Regions from separate parts of the Homo sapiens genome. Here all the other regions are linked to region 1. A link is a loop called in an ENCODE intact Hi-C map of the cell type or tissue named here. Cell type or tissue: Calu3. All regions are shown on one strand. Region 1 overlaps RAD51B (RAD51 paralog B). Region 2 overlaps LOC124903334 (a long non-coding RNA gene). Region 3 has its middle 100 kb from the start of RAD51B-AS1. Region 4 overlaps RAD51B (RAD51 paralog B). Region 5 overlaps RAD51B (RAD51 paralog B).

Region 1 (4,000 bases):
GTTATATAAAACACACCAGAAATAGAATTTTTAAAATATGAAGTGGGTTCTAGTATTTTTTCCCTACATCCCGTTGAGTCATTGTGATGTATTCCCACCACTTGGTATAGTTCAAATTTCTCCCTTCCTTGTTTTTACTGCAGAACTCTTTACTGTCCCAAGTAGAGTGAGACTGAAACCAAAATTTGAGCACTGGGTCCATTCATTCAATTGTTCATTCATTTACACGTTAAGTATGAAGCATCTATAATGTGAAATGCTTGCTGAATTTTCAGGAGGCCATAAGAACGGTATCAGGCTTGGCCTCTCCCCTCTCAAACATAAAGGCTAATTCTAGTGTTTTTCAGTTTTATCTGGTTGGAACCCTAGAATTCCTGCATACTGTAATGAAGCTAAACTTTACATCTAAACTGGCTATATGTATTGCACTACAGTGCATAAGACAAGAAAAGTTACAAAAAGAAGGAAAATCCAGAACGTGAGGCCCACAGACATGAAACAGTTGAAGTCACACTGTAGTACAGCATCTAATGAATTGCCAGGATGAGAGAAGCAGATTTTTAATATCAGAGGCATTCACAGAAAGGAGAGATCATCATGATCTTTGTGATGGAGGCTTGGACCACTGCCTTAGGATGTCAGGGCAGAACTAAGATGGGCCCCTTGGTTGGTCTGTCCTGACTCACTGTGTCTGCAGTGCCTGGATATCAGCCAGCAGACCACCTCCATCATTGAGTTAGACCCACTTACAAGGTGGCAGGCTATTAACCAGTCCCCTGTTCCACTGAGAACTTGCCAGGCTGGCCATCATAGCATGGTATAGGTTGAAGTAGCTTAGTACCTGTGGTGGATGACTGTTTTTCTCGGCCAGCTGTTTAATGAGCACCAAATGAAGTAAAATGCTGCTTGGTTCCTCTCCTCTCTTCAGACACAAACAATCGAGCACATCCTAGTGGAAGGGCCGTGTTGGGGAACTGGCTTTCTTGTGCTGATCATCTTGGTTCCCACATCCGTCCCTCCCCTCTGGGCTAGAGTTTGGAGGAGCTATTGAAGAACCTTGAGAAAACTGTTAACCTTGAAAGTTTAGTTATTCATCATCAAATATATTAACAAACGTTTGTAGCCAAAGCTTTACTGTCTATGGCAGTTTTAAATAATTATCAAAATCATGATTTAATTAATTTCTCTCTCCATTTTGGGTTGGCTTAGAGGAGTAGGAGATTGCAATTCACAAGTACTTTCTGGTCCTGTAACCAACTTGCACTTTCAAGTTCAGGTAATCACCTTGTCCTTTTCAGTTTATTTACCCATGACTTAGGTTAAAGTTGCCCATGCCTCTGGTGAAATTCACAAATGAAACTTCACCTAGCTGGGTTTCATATTTGTAAGAAATCATTTTTTTTCTCCATGAGAATGTGCAGGTCAGCTGAGACAAGCATGATTAATTCTAGACATGAATTAGAACAAGCCCAAGCTGAACAGCTCTCTCAGAGGAAGTCATCTGAAATTGGTATGTGTGACCCAGTATATCTTTTGACCAATTTGCATTGGAAACCACAGTGAGCATGGAAGAAATATAACCTTGATCCTCTGGCCTAATAAACATTCTTGCAATTCTAAATGTACCTAGAGTTTGTGACAAGTGTGTATTGGAAAACTCGTTGAAAACACATGAGTTAGTAATGTTCTCTTTCAGAAGATGAACTTGCATGGCCGAAGTGAGATTCCAGTGGGAAAGACCTGGTAGAGAAAGAGTGGGAGAATGCGTTGACCTCTGGAGGGCAGATTATGGCATGCCAGGCAATGGGTTGTGCCATCAGGGAAGGAATCTAGAAAGACGAGGAGACTCAGGAGAAAGGAGATGACTTCTGTTGACAGGTCATTGTTGCTCAGACTTAGTGCAGATGAGAAAGGAAATCCAGAAACCTACATGACAGCTCCTCTTGGATTGGATGAAAATATTGATTTTTTTTTTTTTTCCCTATCTGGAATTTGACAGGGTCAGTTCATGTCTGGGTTTTCAGCACTTAATACAGGGCGCTTTTGTCTTGGGAGGCGGCTGGACTGGTTTTTCCTCCAGGCAGGTGCACAGAGGGCGTTTATTGTAGCCTGAAACACAAACACCAAGCCCCTAGGCCCTGATCCACACACTCTCCAGTGTGGCTCAAGGAAATAAAGTGAACAATGTCTCTTGCAACAGGCGAGCACTGTAAATGCCACTCCTGAATGATATATTTCTTAAAACTTTGTATCCGTAACCTGATCATCTCTTAAAACTTAATTATATGTCAGAGAAAAGGAAGCTATTGGCTCCTCCAGCTGTCCAGGTTGAACGAGAGCACACAATGGAGCATATCCGATTCACAGCCTTACTTAGGTAATCAGATTAATATCTCCTGAATTGAATTTACCCTTTTGATATGGAGTCTTTCAGCTGCCTTGTTTCACATCTCAAATTCTGACAAAGCTGTGCGGCCTTTGAGTAATTTCCCTGAAATCTATATGTGGGAAGCCTGTACTTCAAGCAGTTTTTGGGACTTGCACCAATTAAATCTGTCTCTGGCACACTTTTAATGGCATGCTTTCCCCTGAGTCAACAACTGCTCCAAAATCTGAAGTCATTTGTTTAATTTAAAAGCAAAGGTTATGGAACAACCATTTCAAGCTTCACCAGCCAAACTCCAGTGGCTTTGAAAAGGGAGATGAGGCAGAGGAAAGGCTAATAAACTGGATTTCTTATACACAAAATAAATTAATTACTGTGTTTCTGTAAGCTAGTATCAAATCAAGTTTGTTCACACCCTCCTTGCCAACCTAGCTCTCCCTTTCTCTTCAAACTCACCCTCTCTGGGCTTTCATATTCACGATTGAGGCTCACCCTCTTACTGTTGTTCTTGCAACACAAACATCTGGACTGGATTTTTGTCAGCTGGAGTTGAGAGAGAACTGTAAATGATGCAGTGATTTTTTTTTCGTCCTTATTAAATTTATTTATAGCCAGTCTGAAGCCAGGAAACATGCTAGAGCCTTTGATTGGAGGTTCTCGAGGAATGTACGGTGGATGGTATTTTCTCCTGTTGTTTTCTAAATAATATCAAGGATAGAATTACATAACTCCCAACTTGAGTATTTTTTGCCCTGAAGGACCCTTTATTAGGACATTTTGCACATCAGAATTCTTCCATTATATTTGCTTATCCAATATGCCTTCTTTTCTGTCAGTGAGAGAAAAGGAAATGTACATGACAGGTTATTTCTGAAAAATTAGAAAGATGGAGAGTGAGTTTCTGGTTGTTTGGGACATGAACCAGTGGCATGAGTATTTTCTTTTGCCAAAGGGACACAACATGGATCCTATTTCTACCTCTTAACAACCTCTGCAATCTTAAAGCTGCCAAATCTCAAAGAATTTCATTCATTTAGTCATTATTTAAGATAATAAAAGGCCCTACAAGCAGCTTACGAAAATAATTTATAAAATATTTTTCTCTGCCCTTAGACCTTGTTAAATAACAATGCCTTGGTGTTTATAAAATTATTTAAGAAACAAAACTTTCTAGAGGAGGCTGAATCAGATGATGATTTCTTGAGGTCCCTTCCCAGTTCTATGATTTGAGATGATTCTTTAATTTTCCTTCACTGTCATTTATATCTGTGTCATTAAAAAAAAAAAAAAAAAAAGGGCTGTTTGGGAATGAGATTTGCTACACCCGTAGGCATTTTCTTCTTCAGAAAAGAGACTGTTTAGCTTTCTGCCACCCAAGTCAGTCATCCTCAGCCTGAACAATGGAGCTTAATGTTCTCCATCTTCCTAAGAGTTAGTGTCTGTTGTTATGAAAGTGAATTGAAACCAAATGTACTTTCTATTGGAAAAGCTGCCCTTGCTCTCAGCTCATGGACAAAACTGAGAGAGAAGGCTCTTACAAAACAGAGGGAAAAATCCTCGCTGTCATGTCATAACACCAGTTATTTCACTGTTAGACCTATGAACATATCTTTG
Region 2 (4,000 bases), 210 kb after region 1:
ATCAGGTTAATGTGACTTGACCAGAAAGCTTATCAAATGAAGGCAGAGACAGGTGTTTGAAACCCCTTCCCTGCTGAAAGCTGGGTTGAACAAGGTTAGCAGCGTAGCTGAGGCCAACATCCTACACTAATTGCATTTTCTTTCTTGGAGCTCCTTCTCTTCCCCTTCTTTGTTCTCTGGCTTGGAACCCCTCAAGGTCTCCGAGAGCCAGTAACCAAAACAAACCATTCAAAAAACGAAGGATTTAGGGAAAAAAAATTAGGGGATGTGACATTCTGGACCAAACAGTGGCCCTTCTATGCCAGAGCCTAGGAACCAGCATTTGGAGGCATCCGGCCACTTCCACCCAGTGGGCATGCTGAAATCAGTTACTATGGGCTTATCAGAACTGATTGCACAAACCTTTTCCCAACTTCACAATCATGATGTCATATTTGTAGCTTGAGTTGACCAAGGTGGGAATATTTATACCACAGAAATCAGCAAGCTACAAACCAGGCTTTTCCACCTCCAGAGCCAGTTGTTAAACATTTACCGGCACACCAGTGCCTCCACTGTGGCTATTGTCACTCAAAGTATGATTCTCAGACCAATTACATAGGAATTTCCTAGAGATCAGAAATGAGGTGGGGCAGGAGGGTTGTTATTTAACATGCAGATTTCCTGGCCAACCTGAATTAACTGAATCAGATTCTCTGGAGGTAGAGCCTGGGGAAATGCTTTTTAGCAAGTCCCTGAGGTTATTAATAAATTCAATAAAGTTTGAGACTTCAGCCTTAGGGAATAGGAGAAAAGAGTGGGCGTGCATCTGACTCTTGGCATCTGGAAGGAACAGCTGGCTTCAGTCCCAGTTGGCCTAAGAATGGACAGCTGTTTTCTCTCGAGATAGAAACTTCATGACAGGAAAAGAGGTGGGAATTTTGGGGTCTCAGCTACCCACTGACAACACGACTGGTTCTGCCTTGGATCTCAGGATGAATCCATTTTCCAACTTGAGACTTTGACCCAAGACAGCATGAGCAAATGCCCAGATGTATGTAGAACGTGGAGAAAGTCACCGTCATTTGCACCATTGGTGGGACCAGTGGAGCCCAGGGAAAGCCCAGAGTCAGTTTTCTGTATTAGATTGCCCAGGACAGCATTTTTCTTTCAGATTTGTCTAGACATTTTCAGGATCTTTCCCAATCAGGCATGATTTTGTAAAGCAAAGACCTTGTTGACTTCATCCCACTGAGCTGGAAGAGAAGGTCTTCTAAGGCAGAAAGAAAAAGAGAAAAAAAGGAGAAGAGAGAACGTTTCTTTGCCTAGATGTAAAACAGAAAGTTCATAAGGAGCTTAACTCTGCTTTCGCCTTGTTTTGCACCTGCCTGAGGGAGTGGTTTAGACGGGGACAAGTAGTGTGAAAACAGAGCTAGTTAGTAAATGCAAGAGCTGGGGTTTGGACCCCAATTTTTACAGCCAAAACAAAACAAACAAACAAACAAACAAAGACCAATGCACTTTCCTCCTAAGCACAATGCAGTATTTTTTCCACATGCAGTTGGAACCCAGAGGAATCCTTAATGGGCAACTGGGGTAGTGACATAGGACATATATGCTCAAAGTACTGTGAATTCCTAAACCATCAGAGCCCCCATACCCTGGTGCAAATTCCAAAACATAATCCAAAGCCACATGTAAAACTTATGGGATTATAGGCAAGTAAATTATGAACTATTAGATTACTGGCTATTAGATTATCCACTGGAATGGATAACTGAGAGTCAACCATATTGATACATATCATTTAGGCACTCCCCATATTAGACAGTTAAGCTTGTAGCTGTTTGCTAAGTTCATGATCATGTGATCATTTCCTATACATTTGTTCTAACTGTTCAGGGCTTTAATTAAACATATAACTTCATCAAATAGGAGGAGGAAGAAACCAAATAGCTCCTCAGGAAAACAAGATATGAGCTCATATGTATTTTTTGCCAGGTTTCATGGCCTTTCTTTGTGCCCAGAAACTCTTCCTCACCCTAGGACCCATCTTCACTTTAATACTATCCATTCAACAAATACATAGTGAGGACCTACTGTGTGCCAGTTAGGGTGTGGGGAAGAACAGGAGACAAACCACCTGGTCTCATTCTCATGAATTTTACAGTCTATTGGGAAACAGGTATTACACAAGTCAATATGAAAATAAGTAAGTGATTATACATTGTCCTAAGGGCTGTGAAAGAAAAGTACAAGGTACAAAGAGAAACGTCAATAGTCCTGAAAGGTTGACTGCATCAAGAACATGTCCATGGAGACCAGGCTGATGGAGTTTTTGTTTGGATTGTTTTGGGTGGCAGGGGGTAGGGGTAAGGGCACATGGAGCGTTTTGTTTGAGGTACTTGAAAGGGAGATGTCAAGTAGGCAACTGAATATCCAAATCAAGAGAGTCTGTAGTGGAGTGGTGACTCAAGCCCGCACCTGGATGAGGTCATAGGGATGGAATGTCTGAGGAGAGGCAACAGCTGGGGCCTGCTCTCTGGGCCACCCATATGCAGAGCTCACGAAGGAGGCACTCCCAGAGAGGAGGGAGTCCCAGAAGCCATTTACAAAGGGTATTTTATGAGTGGGCAACGTGAAAGTACCAACATCAGAAAAGCACCTCAGGACCTCCAGGTCCTGACTCCCCACTCCTCCCTTCTCATGAGCCAGGCAGGCTGTCTGCAGGCCAGCCAGTGAATTGAACTGGGGCTCTCAGAGTCTGAACAGCTGGCCATGTCTTGGACAGTGCTTCATGACTCTAAGTTATTACTTTCTGTTCCTTTCCTAGTCCCTAACTCAGACCCAAGCTCTTTGCTCCCTGGAGTTTCTAAGTGTGTAGGTATTAGGAAGAGAGCAAATAAACCAGTTCACACAGATGTATGAATAATGTTTAACCAGCCAGTTCTCTTTGAGATATATTGTTGTAAAGAAGCAAAACTAAATGTCTAATCTGTGGAATTTCAGGCAACCTTATACGTTTCAGGTGGTGCCCTTGAGAGGGAAGACCTTTTGAGCTGGGGCTGCCACCCTGTTCCCTTCTAGCTTCCCTGCACTGTTCCTGCAGCAGCTTCTTTTCTTCCTCCATTTCTGAATCCCCAGAGTCTTGAAAACCTCCAGAATTTTCAGAGTGGTTCCTTTGGCACCAGTGGCCATGCATCTGACAATTACAGTAGCTAACATTTATATGTAATTGTTAGCCCCTCATATTAAACCTACATTAACCCTATGTTAAATGAAGTTAACCATAACATAGGGTTGCTGTGACTTCACAGCAAACTTCAGCCCTATGTTAACTGACTTCACAGCAACGCTATAAGGTTGGGTCGGTTACTCTTCTCTGGGTGAGGCTGTGGCTGGATGAGAGATGTTTGTTAGCTGCCTGTGGACACACAGCTGGCAGGCTGAAATTTGAAGCAGCGTCTTGCTCCCAGTCCACACTCAGGGCCGTGTGAGTGGGATGTGAGCCTGAGTCTGCCCTCCCTTGGGTTTGCTGTCCTGAGAGAACAAAAGCAAATCCGTGTTCTGGTTCTCTGAGATAGCTCTTACTAGACCTGGCTCAGTTTGACCCCTTTCTGCTGCTGGAAAGGAGGACAGTGCAGGTCAAAGCCCTGGTTGCTGATTACAGACAAGATGGGAGTCATGTGGGGTGTCAGCTTCTGTCTCCTGAGAGAGAAAACCGAAAAATGCTACCTGAATTTCCAGGATGAGGTTGAAGGCACAATCTTTTCAGGCCAAATCTCTTGGGCAGAATTGAAGAGACTGCAAAAAAAATATGGAAGTTACCCTCACCGTTTCTGGGATGTCTGAATTCCTCCCTCTCTGGAATGGAGCCGCTGGAAGGCTCCATAATCCTCCCTCTCCTGGCTCAGAGGCCCAGCTACACTTTCTAAAACAACCCAGAGCCATCTGATTTCAAGCATGTACCGGCTCGTGTGTGGAAGACAGTAATTACCTCCATTCCAGTTAGGAAAGCTGA
Region 3 (4,000 bases), 280 kb after region 1:
ACTATCATAAGAGTGAACAGGCAACCTACAGAATGGGAGAACATTTTTACAATCTATCCATCTGACAAAGGGCTAATATCCAGAATCTACAAAAAACTTAAACTAATTTACAAGAAAAAAACAACCCCATCAAAAAGTGGTCAAAGGATATGAACAGACACTTCTCAAAAGAAGACATTTATGCGGTCAACAAACATATGGAAAAAAGCTCATCATCACTGATCACTAGAGAAATGCAAATCAAAACCACAATGAGATACCATCTCATGCCAGTAAGAATGGCGATCATTAAAAAGTCAGGAAACAACAGATGCTGTAGAGGACGGGAGAAATAGGAATGCTTTTACACTGTTGATGGGAGTATAATTCGTCCAACCATTGTGGAAGACAGTGTGGCAATTCCTCAAGGATCTAGAACCAGAAATACCATTTGACCCAGCAATCCCATTACTGGGTATATACCCAAAGGATTATAAATCATTCTGCTATAAAGACACATGCACACGTATGTTTATTGTGGCACTGTTCACAATAGCAAAGACTTGGAATCAACCCAAACGCCCATCAATGATAGACTGGATAAAGAAAATGTAGCACATATACACCATGGAATACTATGCAGCCATAAAAAAGGATGAGTTCATGTCCTTTGTAGGGACATGGATGAAGCTGGAAACCATTATTCTCAGCAAAGTGACACAAGAAGAGAAAACCAAACACCACATGTTCTCACTCATAAGCGGGAGTTGAACAATAACACATGGACACAGGGAGGGGAACGTCACACACCAGGGCCTGTAAGGGGCTAGGGGGCTAGGGGAGGGATAGCATTAGGAGAAAAACCTAATGTAGATAACAGGTTGATGGGTGCAGCAAACAACCATGGCATGTGTATACCAGTGTAACAAATCTGCACGTTCTGCACATGTATCCCAGAACTTAAAGTATAATAAAAAATAAAAAAAATTTAAAAAAGAAATGTCCTGCCTCAGCTGGTGGTGGCAGGTGCTGTGGCTCACTAAGGCCTCAGGTCCATTGGCTTTACCTGACAGGTTTGTCTACAGCGCCTGCAGACCTGCCAGGAGGGGGTGACACTCTTTGGAGACAGGGTGATCCCCTAATAGTGATGTAAGTGGGAGGAGAAGCTGTAAAATAAGTTTAGGAAATAGAGACTCCCCCACATACTTTTGGGGGTCCAGGTAAGGGTACAATGTAGACCAGCTTTCATATGTCCAAATATTTGAAAGTTACAAATCAAGCTAACAAACTATTACATAGAATATGTTCTCTCCTCTTGCCTTGACAAACGCACCTTCCTGATATGGTGAAGGCCAACCTTGAATTTAGAACCCGTGGACCCCTCAGAGTTCCACACTGGAATGTGGTGGCCTTGGGGGAGCCCGCCTGGGCTGGTTTCAGACCCTGGCTCCATTTAGCACTAGGAAGGGCCTTGAGCACACATGTGTGGGCACTCAGCTCACATGTGCAAGCTCCGCAGTGCCCTCAAGCCACCCCTGGTCACCACCCGAGGCCTATGGGTGTGCACACCAGTAATGTGATCCACCCACAACTTGGCCTTGGGCTTAGGCTCAGGGAATTGACCAGGGAACTCCAGGATCAGAATGCACAAGGCACTGTCCAACGTCCAGCAGCAGGGCATATGTGGGTCCTTGGGGCCATATTCCTTTAACCTGTGGACACTTCACCCACGGCTGGAGGTGAGCCAGAGCAGACTCCCTAATGTGTGGGCCACAGCACCGGCCACTCCAGTCACCAGATGAGGACCTGGCGGGGGTGAGCTTAGCCAATGAAAACCGGAGGAAGGAGCTTTAAAGGTTTCCTAGAAGAGTCCTCCAGATGCCCAGGCGCCCCCCCACCCCCCATGCTGGGGCTGGATTTCTGCCCAACACCTCGTGCCTCAGGGTCATTCAGGTGTCACCGTCTCATGCTCCTGACACAGTGAAGAGCTTGTTTTCCTCCTCACACTCCCTGACTCTAATCCCCACCAGCCTGTGCCACTTGGCTGGCCTCCTTGGCAGAAAGGTGACAAAAGGACACGTCTCTGGAGAGTCAGATCCCTCAGCTGCCGGAATCTAGGACCTCCTTGGGGCCACATAAGCCAATGGCTGAGGGTCCTGATCTTGTTACTGATCTGGTTTCCTTCGACCTCTTATAGCCAGGGTGTTGGTGGGAGTCACTCAAGCAAATTCATTAATCTTAAGGAAGCAGGAGCTATTACAATCGAGCAAGCCTCTTTGCTTCTCTCTAACGCTCATGCTCCCATAGCATTGCCCTCCTGCCCTGATCAGCCTTCCCTATAGAACCTTACCTCCCAATGTTTCCTCACCTCCAGCCAGCTCACCTCTGCCACTGCGCTTCTTGCCTGCTCCCAACATCTGCTCATCTGCACCTACCCAGCTGTTCTTATTTCTATCCAAATCGCTTTCGTCCTTCAAGGTGACTTGAGATTTCACCTCCATAAAAGGTTCCCAACACTTCCATCGATTCTTCCCCTGCTTTATCACCTGTATTGTTTACCACCTGGACCCAACATTTGGCCCATGAATTATGTTCATGTTAGTACTTTATAACATATGGCATTTTTATTCTTCCATGTTATGTAGAAATCATAGAACTAGAAGAGATCTTAAAGACTACCTAGTCCCATCCTCATTTTCTGAACATGAGGAAACCGAGAGAGAGGAAGGTTGTTGTAACTTGCCAGGCAGAGCCCTCAGGGTTTGGCAGAGCTGGGCGTTACACTCAAATTACACTCAACACTCTTAGCCCAATCCAGGACTTGCCACAAGCTCTTGATGCCTCTCTACATAGAAGTCTGCTTCACCCATAGGATGCGGCGGTCAGGAAGGTCAGTCTCAGAATATACTCAAGTGGGCAAATGGGGCCTTCCCATTTTCTGGCAGGACACAGCCCAGAGAGGTGCATTCCCACCTCTGTGTACTCTATTATTTAAGTTATTTGCATTTTAATAACCAGCAGGCAAAAAAGGCAGTGGTCACCTAGATTTTCTCAGACCAGCCTTGATTCCCTGCTGTCTCCCCATGGGGAATTTCAGGAACTCCCTTTTCTTCAGAGGGAATAAGCCCAATTCCTGCTTCACCATGGCAGGGAGGCCGGCTCCTTTTGCTGCCAATCCCCATTATCCCTCGCATTTCCATTGTGGAAGTGCAGAGAGGTTCTTAGCGAGTCTCCCCTCGGACTTTCCCAGGGGCTCCTGACGAGGAGCCCCAGGCGGGAGGCTGATGGGCTAAACAAGCAACCAAGGAATAGCCAAACAGGCTCCAAGTCAGAGCCTATCTTTAACAAAGGTGGGATAAAGGGAGCAACAAACTAGAAGGCAGAAGGGTAGGGAGGGGCTGGGGACAGGATGACCTGTCCCAGGTAAGGCCCCTAAATGCTAAGTAAATTCCCCAAGTCAAAATCAGCTGGAACAGGGCAGAGCAAACATTTTTTTCCTCCCCACCCCGACCCCGGGTGTCCTGCTCACTGCAAGGAAGAAAAACAGAATAATGAGCCACGTTGGAGAGTGTCACTCCAGCAGCTCCGGAAAGACGTGGGCAGACGCCTGGCTGGGCGGCTGACTTTCTCTGTTTCTGGTAGAGATTTTATAAATATTCGGGGAGTTTGATCTGAGGCTGTTGGTGGGGAGGCAAGGAGAGCTGCAGAGGGGGGAGACAACTCAGCCCACGGGGGTTCTTGGACCTCTCTAAAGCCTGCTTTTCATTAGCGTCGCCAAGGCAACGGCTCATCTGCTGCAGATCTCATCAAGGCCCTGCAAAGCATCCACGGCACGTTACGCTTTGCGTTTCACAGTGAATCGGCTGCAATCAGTCTTCCTGCAGCCCTCCCTTACCCCCATCACCTCCTAGCCTATGGAAGAGAAGATCATTAAAGGCGGGTGAAAAACTGCAATCAGAACTCTCCGAGGCTGGCACGGAGAGGCAGAGCTGCGATAGTCCTGTTCCGAGGACAGTAGATT
Region 4 (4,000 bases), 370 kb before region 1:
TCCCCAGGTGGCTTGCTCAGATGCTGAGGTGGTGGTGGCAGAGGTGGGGTGGGCAGGTGAGCAAGTTCTCATGTCCCTGGGAATTTGGTATGGTGTGGGTAGTGGCAGCAGCAGTGAGGAGAAGACCCTCTGGGTCCCAAGCAGTATGTGCTAATGTTGATGGTGGCTGTGATGCAGGGTCACTATCCACAGCCCCAGACACACAGCTCTTAGACTTGTCCACTCTTGGCAGCAACAGTACTGTACTGCTATGCCAAGGAGGGGAGGGGCCCCATGTTCACGTATGAGTCTAAGCATGGAGGCCACACCACCAGTGGGGGCACAGTTACTACTTACAGCCCCAGACAGGCAGCTCCTCCGGCTTGTCCACCCTGGCCCCTGGCAATAGCAGCAGTGGCAGCGGCTGTAGTGGTGTGCAGAGGAGGAGAGAGGCTCCTGTTGTATATGTGTAAACCTGAGCACAGAGACCACTCCATTGGTGCAGGCAGGGTCACTGCTTCCAGCTCCAGACAGCTATTATGCTTACCCATCTGGGTTCCTAGTGACAGCTACTGCTATGGCAATATGCAGAGAAGGGGAGGAGATCTTTCCACTTGTGAGCTTGAGCACAGAATTTGTGCTGCCTTTCCGGTAGAATGCACCTTTGGTACACTGTAACTTTTTGGTACACTGCACCATTCCCTGAGGAGTAGTGTTTTCCATGGGCTAGAATACTGGGGACCCTGGAGCACCTTTGGGTCCAGCCAGTGCTATGCTGCTGTAGCCATTTGAGTCAACACTGGGGTTGTTAGTGGGAGATCCCAGAATGTGGAGATATGGGGCCTCTGATTTCCAGGTCAGGATGCAGTCCTATGACAGCTGTGCTCTCACAGTAGTGCTCTGCAGTAGCAGCTTAGGCCTTGGGGGTGTGACTGACCCAGCATGAGTTCCTTGTCTGGTGCAATGCCCTTGTGGGTCTCCAGATCACCACCCTTGCTAGTATCAGGGTTTGTGTGGGTAGAGGAGCTCTCCCATGGTTTGGATTGCTGCAGTCCACAGTGGGGACATGGATTGTTAAGGTTCTCTCACTTACCCTTCCCTATGATAATGAGTCCCTTGGGGCTCATAGCTGATCTTGGCTGAGTTGGTCACTTGCTTCCTTCTCCTTCTTTGCCTCAGGTGTTTCCTGTGACTAGATCCTGTTGGACACTAGTGTTCTCTTCTAGATGTTCTATTATAGGTGTGATTATTTTGGTTATATATTAGTAATTTTGGTTCTTTCTGGAGAGGGTGAGTGTCCAATCTCTCTAGTTAGCCACCTTGAATACATCTCTGCTGAGGAGTTCAGGAAGAGCAGAAGCTACCTCTATGCTCCTGCTGAGTCAGGCAATGCCTATACCTTTAATTCTACCAGAATTGAAGTAACAAATTTGTCTACTTTAGGGCAATAAATAAAGTCAATATACACCTGACTACAAAGCTTCGTAGACTATCAACATCAGTTACTTCTGACAGCTTGGTTGTAGATGTGAAAGGAAATGGGTTCATTGTATCTGATGCTGCCGTTAGACCAAGCTGGCACCACAGAAGACCTGGAATTTGTTAATACTGCTTAACTTTCATGTTTCCTGGTACAATCAGGATGAAGGGAACTGTAACCACTAGGTGGCATCTTTTAATTAGAAAACTGTGAATACTCCATTGCTCACTAGGATCCTTGTGGCCTACTTAGCAAAGCAATTGCCTGTGAGAGCAGCTGGTGGCAGTCTTTAAGATGCAGATTTCAAATAGGAGAGAAAGGAAGAGATAAAGATAAAAAGAGAGGAAAGAAGTGGGAGGGCAAGAGAAGAGAAAAGGAGAAAGTAAACAGGCGTACTGTGAAGGAAGTAGTAAAATGCCATCAGTAATTAGCTCAGGAAAGTGGTATTTATGGCATTTGTTGCTTACCATTGTTTCATTTCTTTATTTATTTGACACGTATTTAATGGGAATTAGGAATTCTGGCTGAGGATACGAGATGCTGTTTCTACCCTCAGAGAGTTGATAGCTAAAGGGAGTTTAAAATATCTCAACTTAAAATCTTGACCCCCTTCCTGTAGAGTATGTTAAATAATACATGAAATAATACCTTTTATTTTTAGTTTTATTTGTTTCGTATTCTCTATTTCATTCCCCTATCAGAGAAAAGAGTTTCTGGAGTACTCTAGTTGACATACTTTGAAAATTAGCCCCTTGAGGGCAGGGAGTGTATATTATTGAGGAATCTGGAGCATGTTGTTCCATCCCTGACTCTTATTGATGGGGGGGAATGTCCATACGTTGAACGAATGGTAGGATCAGATGAGAAACCTCAGCAAGGTGTCTCCTGGTTATAGTCTACAGCCTTCCTGGCTCTTTGTAGAATTTAGGCTTCTGACTTTGAATGCTTTCCTGACAGCACCATACTCTCCTCTGCTATATAGCACACTATCATATTGCCTGTTTACGAGGCATTTGTGTTTCTCCACAGTGATGAATTCTTTTATGGTAGGGTCTGTTTCTAATTTAATTTATTTATGTAGTTTCAGTGTTTAGCAGGTGGTGAGTGCTCAATAAATTTTGGTTAAATGAATGAATAAATCTGACTAATTATAGTGTACTTGGTATAAGATAAATTTGTATAGGAATCCTTTTGGAGAGAGTTAATTTTTGGATATGCCAGAAAGACCATCCTTTAAGATTTTTTTTACATATGTGAGGATGATTAGGCAATTACTTTGAGTGTAAGATATGGTGCACTTTCAAAGATAACCAGAAGATATACCAGTTGTATGCTAGAGATGGATTTGTAGTGCCAATTCTACAAATACAACTCTTAAAAAAGTTTTTTTTTCAGAGACAGTCTTGCTCTCTTGCCCAAATGGGAGTTCAATGGCTCGATTATAGCTCACTGCAGCTTTCACCTCCTGGGGTTGGGTGATTTTCCTGCCTCAGCATCCCATGTAGCTAGGACTACAGGCACATACCATCAGGCCATGCTGATTTTAAAATTTTTTTGTAGAGATGGGGATCTTGCTGTGTTGCCCAGGCTAGTTATAAATCCCTGGCCTCAAGGGATCCTCCTGCTTTGGCCTCCCAAAGTGTTGGGATTAGAAGTGTGAGCCACTGCCCCTGGCCAACTCTTTTAAATTTTAAAGTGGATTCTGTTGCGTTGTCTTAGATAAGTAGCCCAGCTGCAGTCTTCTTGTTTCTTTTTTCTAAAATAATAGGCACTGATGACATCTATTATTTGCTCCTTCAGGATCTAGGGCCTGCCGAGGACTTCATCTTATAAAGATGAGTATGAGAACTGAGACAAGGTCAAGTAGAGTAGTAAAAGGTGGGCAGAGAGGGATTTCACTATGGCGGAATTCTATTATACCAGAGGATAATGTCAGTAGGCCAACGTCTGTTTGTTGAATGCCAGAACTTTCATATTCAAGAATATATATTAGAAAATAGATGTCATTTTATTAATAGACCTTTTTAGAAAGGTCTATCTTATAAAGGACACATTATAAAAAGCCTTCAAAAAACAAAAATTTTAACAGCTTTTTGAGATATAATTTACATACCATACAATTCACCCTTTTAAGGTACACAATATAGGGTTCTTTTTTTAGCATATTGACAGATTGTGCAACGATCACCACAGTCTAATTCCAAAACATTTCACCACCCCAAGAAGAAACCCTGTACCCAGTAGCAGCCACTCTCTCACTCTGCATTTCCACCTTCCCCAAGCCCTTGGAAATCTCTATTTGCTATCTCTATAGATTTGCCTGTTATGGACATTTCATGAAAGTGGAGTCATATAATGTGTGTTCTTTTGTGACTGGCTTCTTTCATATAGCATAAAGTTTTCAAAATTAGTGTTGCAGCATGTTATCAGTATTCTTCATTCCTTTTCATTGCCAAATAATATACTGTTGTATAGATAGAACTCATTTTGTTTATCCATTTATCAGTTGATGGACATTTGGTTTATTTTCACATTTTGGGT
Region 5 (4,000 bases), 58 kb after region 1:
GACATTTGTGTTCCTGGTAAACAACTGAAAATAGGCGGAGCCTTTGTGCACTGAACCCAGCTACTTTCAAATCGCAGTACTTCCCAATTGCAAACTTGGTGCAAAAAAACCTACATTGCCACAGTTGAGACTTTCATGAGGAAAGATTTTGGGTACAAGATAGTTTTTCATACCGCTTTGCTTACCCCTGAGACTGCAAAGTACCATGTCTCCTTGTTTTATAGAAGCCAAAACAAATTCTATCGATAAACAGAATTTTTGAAACTCTGGTATTTTCAGAAATTTGTACTGTGCATAAAGTAATGGTTTGGTGAATTAACATAGGTGATTAAACAATAAAGTGATGCATACCCATTTCCATAGAAAATATATGCATATATAAAAGGAATTTTACAGATAAACTGTATGATATATCTGTTAATATATCATGTTTTATTTTCAGTGTTTTTGTGTATTCTCAGTGTCCGCCAGTATGGAGACAGGCTCATCTCCAGGTGTGCAGGCTCTGAGTGAAGGGGGCCTCCTCATTGGAGTGTGCAGGGGCCTCCTCATTGGAGTGTGCAGGGCTCTCCTGCGGCGGCGCCCACTCTGTGTCCTTCTTCCCTGTTTTTGTTTGCCACCTTGTGGTTAACATAGCTCTGTGGCTCAAGGAGGAGGGTTGGGCCGGTATCATCTCTGAAGGTAAAATGCATACATGCGATGCTGTAACACAGTCTTTCTCCCGGCGGGGAGTGGGAGTGTGTGTGCACACGCGTGTGTGGGTGCAGTGAAGGTGGAGTTGCCCACTTAGTGAGACTCAGAGTCTACCCTCAACCACTGTGCTTCTGTGTGCTCCCGTGTAGGCTGGAAGTCGTATCAGCCGCTCCATTGCACAGAGATTGCAGAGAAGGGGCCACATCGGTCAGTGTTAGCGTCCACAGGAGGAAGTTGTGTGGTGGGAAGGCCGCTTCTGGCTGGACTGCAGGCTTGTTTGCCCACACGCGCCCCAGTGAGAGCGAGGCCTCCACGGGCTTCCTTCTCCAGTGCGGGGAGTGTGTGGCGAAGGAAGTATCTGCTGCTGAGCTCAGCTTTGCTTCGCCATGTTCCTTCCCGATCCGCTCATCCTAACCCTCTCTCCTTCCGCCTCCATCCTCCCTGCTCTCCGATTGCCCCAGTGTGTGTGTCCCCTTCCCCAGCCACCCCTCTGATCCCTGACTACCCTCTTCTCCCTCCCTCCCTCTGCGCCCACTCCTCATCGCGGGCCTCAGGGGAGCCCTGTCTCCACTCAAGACACCCGTGAAACAGAGGGAGACACTAGCAGTCAGCGGGCACTTTGTGGGGAGGGCCAATTTAGAGGACAGATTGACCAGGGCGAGCAGCAGGATATCTAGAAAGACGCTTTGCTTCTAAGGAGCGGGAGCCTAATCCCGTTACAGGCTGGAGGGAGACTCCTGGGGCCGGCAAGCCTCCTTCCCGCTGTGCCTGGAGGGATATCATTGGAGGACCGCCGGGCGCGGTGGAGGGCTCCACTCGCCAGCAGCCCCCTCCCCCAGCCCCTTCCACTCTCTTTTCTTTTGCAGTGACACATACTGCAGTGCCTCTGAGGTCATTTGTTTCCCACAGCCTCACAGGGCGCTGTGGCAACAAGGGGGACAATGATCTCTCACAGGAATGATGGGAGGCCTTGTTTTGCCTTAAATAAGCCCCTTCAAGGGAGCAGTAAGGTCTGTTGTGTGTGTGGTTTGTTTTTTCAGAAAATCCTCTTGCACGTAGTTCCAGTGTGAAGTACTCTGGCAACTTCAATTGAAGACATAAAGAATCTTATGTGTGTGTGTGAGGGTTTAATTTTATTTTTATTGCTGCTTTGAGACCAGGATTGTGTTTTCCCTTCTGCCAGTTACCCTTTTCCCGCTCAAGCTCCCTGGACCTCCGCATTCTTTCAATAGTTTTAGGGCAGGAATTGGCAGGTGTTAGGGGCAGAGAGACGCCCATGTCTGGGTGCTGGCTTCTGACTGCCCTTAGCTTTGGTGAGGGAGTGAAGGTTAGCGTGGCAGGAATGTAGTGCTCCTACACATTTCTCATCCTATCCTGGGTCTGAGGAAAGCACAGGGCACTGGGTGGCTAGGGCTGGGATTCACAACAAAGTGACAGTGGAGGCTGAGGGAGACGTACTTTATGGGCCACCTCGGAATAGATCATCAGCTTTAACGCCAGAGCTTCAGAGGCATGTGCAGAAAGAAAAAGGCCTGTAAGTAGAATAAAGAGGAGGCAGGTTCTGTGTCTGATTCGGCTGTCCGGTGAGGAAAGATGTGAAGTGATCTCTACCCACACCCTGGTAACACCACTGGAAGACAAAGAACTGTCCTGTTTGTCTTACTGCTCTGTCCTATGTTTTAAAGTCTTCAAGCTGCTGAAGGCAGTCCCACCTCAGAGCTTACATGCGTAAACATTATTATCTGTAAAGGCTTCCTATTTGATGAATCATGGTGTATCATACAATCTAGATATTTCATCTGGAGAAACTGAGATGAGGCAGATTAAAGTCTTTTCCAAAACCACATGAGGAATTAATTTCAAAGCTTGAGATTAAAACCTACATCTTGTAGTTTCAGATTATTAACTTACCAGTGTGATCTACAAGTTCTTTCTCCATGTTCTAAAAAACAAATTTTTTAAGGCAATCAAGACATTTTCATTCTCTCATGTGAGCAGTATGTATCAGAAAAATTCATCTGTATAAACTGTATGGCAGTCTAAATTATATTTTTAACCTGTCTTTTCTTTTTTTACTTTTTATAAATCATATCTTCCACTGTTTACAAATTTTGTTATGTCTTTCACATATCAGACTCAAAAACAGTTGGCTTTATGATTGGGCCACTAGAAGAAATATAATATTTTTTCACTTACCTTTTCATTTCCTGACTTTTTTTTAGTGATAATCTGAATATATTTGTGAAATATTTAGGCAGGAAGGTGAGTTTTCCAGATGTTTCTGTTGATTATTGCAAACACAGAGCAATTCAAAGACTAGTGTCGCTTTTTGATAAATTAAAAATACTTTTTTTGATAACTAGTTATTCTTGACTTTAATAAACATTCCTAAGATTAATTCTTCCCTTAACAACTTTAGTGTAATTTTAATTTTTCACAAATCCTGAAGTGGGAGTACTGGAATTTTGGAGAAATAAATTAACATGTTGCCTTATTTCTCTGGACCATCTGTTAATGCTTATTCTCAACTAAAGTACTGTTCATCAGCTTCAAGTAACAAACATACCATAGACAAATAGCCTATGTCTGTGACGGTGATAAGACATTGGCCAAATCATCCTCTCTCTGACCATGACAAAAGTGTACCAGTCGTAGCTAAAGCAAGACTGAATCTATTTGGTATTCATTGTAAAGGAAACAACAACAACAAAAATAACTAATAAAGGTCTGAGACAAGATGATGGATGGCAAAAGAACCCCCTATGGTCATAAATAAGCTAACTTTGGAAATGTTTGACTTAAGGAAGTACAGACTATGCTTAGTCTGCCTCGTGTCCCTGGACTAAAGCAGCCTTGAAGGCTCATCTGAACATTTCCCCAGGGGTTTCTTGCCTATTGACAAATCCCACCACATCTTCCAGATGCACAGAAGAAAGTTCCGTTAAATCCAAAATGGTAACCAAAAATGTTGAATAGCAAGAAACTGGCAGGGGTGGCTTTGGGAACTGGTAAATAAATAACAGGCTTGTTGTCCCACACCCTAGTTTAATGCTCTCAAGAGGTTCTTATGTTGCTCGCATTAGTGGGCATGTAAATGAAACCCCTGTTGGCCTTGGCAGATATTGGCCTCTTCCGTGACCTTGTTTGACTGAAACAAAAAGTCATTGGTGGAACAAAAATTCAGAGCTCTGAACTTGGTTGAAAGAAAAGGGCAATTCTCTGAATTGGGTAATTGGATCACCCTCCCAAGTGCCCTAGGGCTTATATCAAACATATAAGAAGGGGATTAATAACTTCAGTGTATAAA

The links. A loop is a pair of places that touch in the nucleus more often than their neighbours do. Peaks named below come from ENCODE experiments on the same cell type or tissue, not always from the same donor. Only the 100,000 strongest peaks of a DNase experiment are listed, where the experiment ranks them.
Region 2: a loop joins it to region 1, with 4 times the contacts of the local background. A loop is called at or near these places in 3 of 110 quality-filtered maps.
Region 3: it touches region 1 in a loop (9-fold over the local background); 2 of 110 quality-filtered maps call a loop at or near these places.
Region 4: it touches region 1 in a loop (8-fold over the local background); 2 of 110 quality-filtered maps call a loop at or near these places.
Region 5: a loop joins it to region 1, with 2.7 times the contacts of the local background. A loop is called at or near these places in 9 of 110 quality-filtered maps.

The regions. Positions count from the first base shown.
Region 1 is chr14:68,305,043-68,309,042 of GRCh38, forward strand. All of the region lies in intron 8 of RAD51B (RAD51 paralog B), which reads left to right. Among named protein-coding and RNA genes, the nearest start is that of RAD51B-AS1, 380 kb to the right of the region's middle. RefSeq lists an enhancer at 1,360-1,499. In Calu3, no CTCF peak of the experiment used is centred here; a DNase peak (open chromatin) is centred at 2,089.
Region 2 is chr14:68,518,639-68,522,638 of GRCh38, forward strand. LOC124903334 (a long non-coding RNA gene) reads right to left here. Exons shown (of 3, transcript XR_007064223.1): 2 at 3,977-4,000; 3 at 1-3,783. It also overlaps a transcript of RAD51B not described here. Among named protein-coding and RNA genes, the nearest start is that of RAD51B-AS1, 160 kb to the right of the region's middle. In Calu3, no CTCF peak of the experiment used is centred here; DNase peaks (open chromatin) are centred at 523 and 2,473.
Region 3 is chr14:68,582,199-68,586,198 of GRCh38, forward strand. It overlaps a transcript of RAD51B not described here. Among named protein-coding and RNA genes, the nearest start is that of RAD51B-AS1, 100 kb to the right of the region's middle. RefSeq lists an enhancer at 3,170-3,671. In Calu3, no CTCF peak of the experiment used is centred here; a DNase peak (open chromatin) is centred at 1,943.
Region 4 is chr14:67,932,532-67,936,531 of GRCh38, forward strand. All of the region lies in intron 7 of RAD51B (RAD51 paralog B), which reads left to right. Among named protein-coding and RNA genes, the nearest start is that of RAD51B, 110 kb to the left of the region's middle. In Calu3, a CTCF peak has its summit at 1,650 (motif pointing right); a DNase peak (open chromatin) is centred at 1,700.
Region 5 is chr14:68,363,006-68,367,005 of GRCh38, forward strand. The region is part of intron 8 of RAD51B (RAD51 paralog B); the gene reads left to right. Among named protein-coding and RNA genes, the nearest start is that of RAD51B-AS1, 320 kb to the right of the region's middle. RefSeq lists enhancers at 998-1,525, 1,526-2,054. In Calu3, no CTCF peak of the experiment used is centred here; DNase peaks (open chromatin) are centred at 1,566 and 2,036.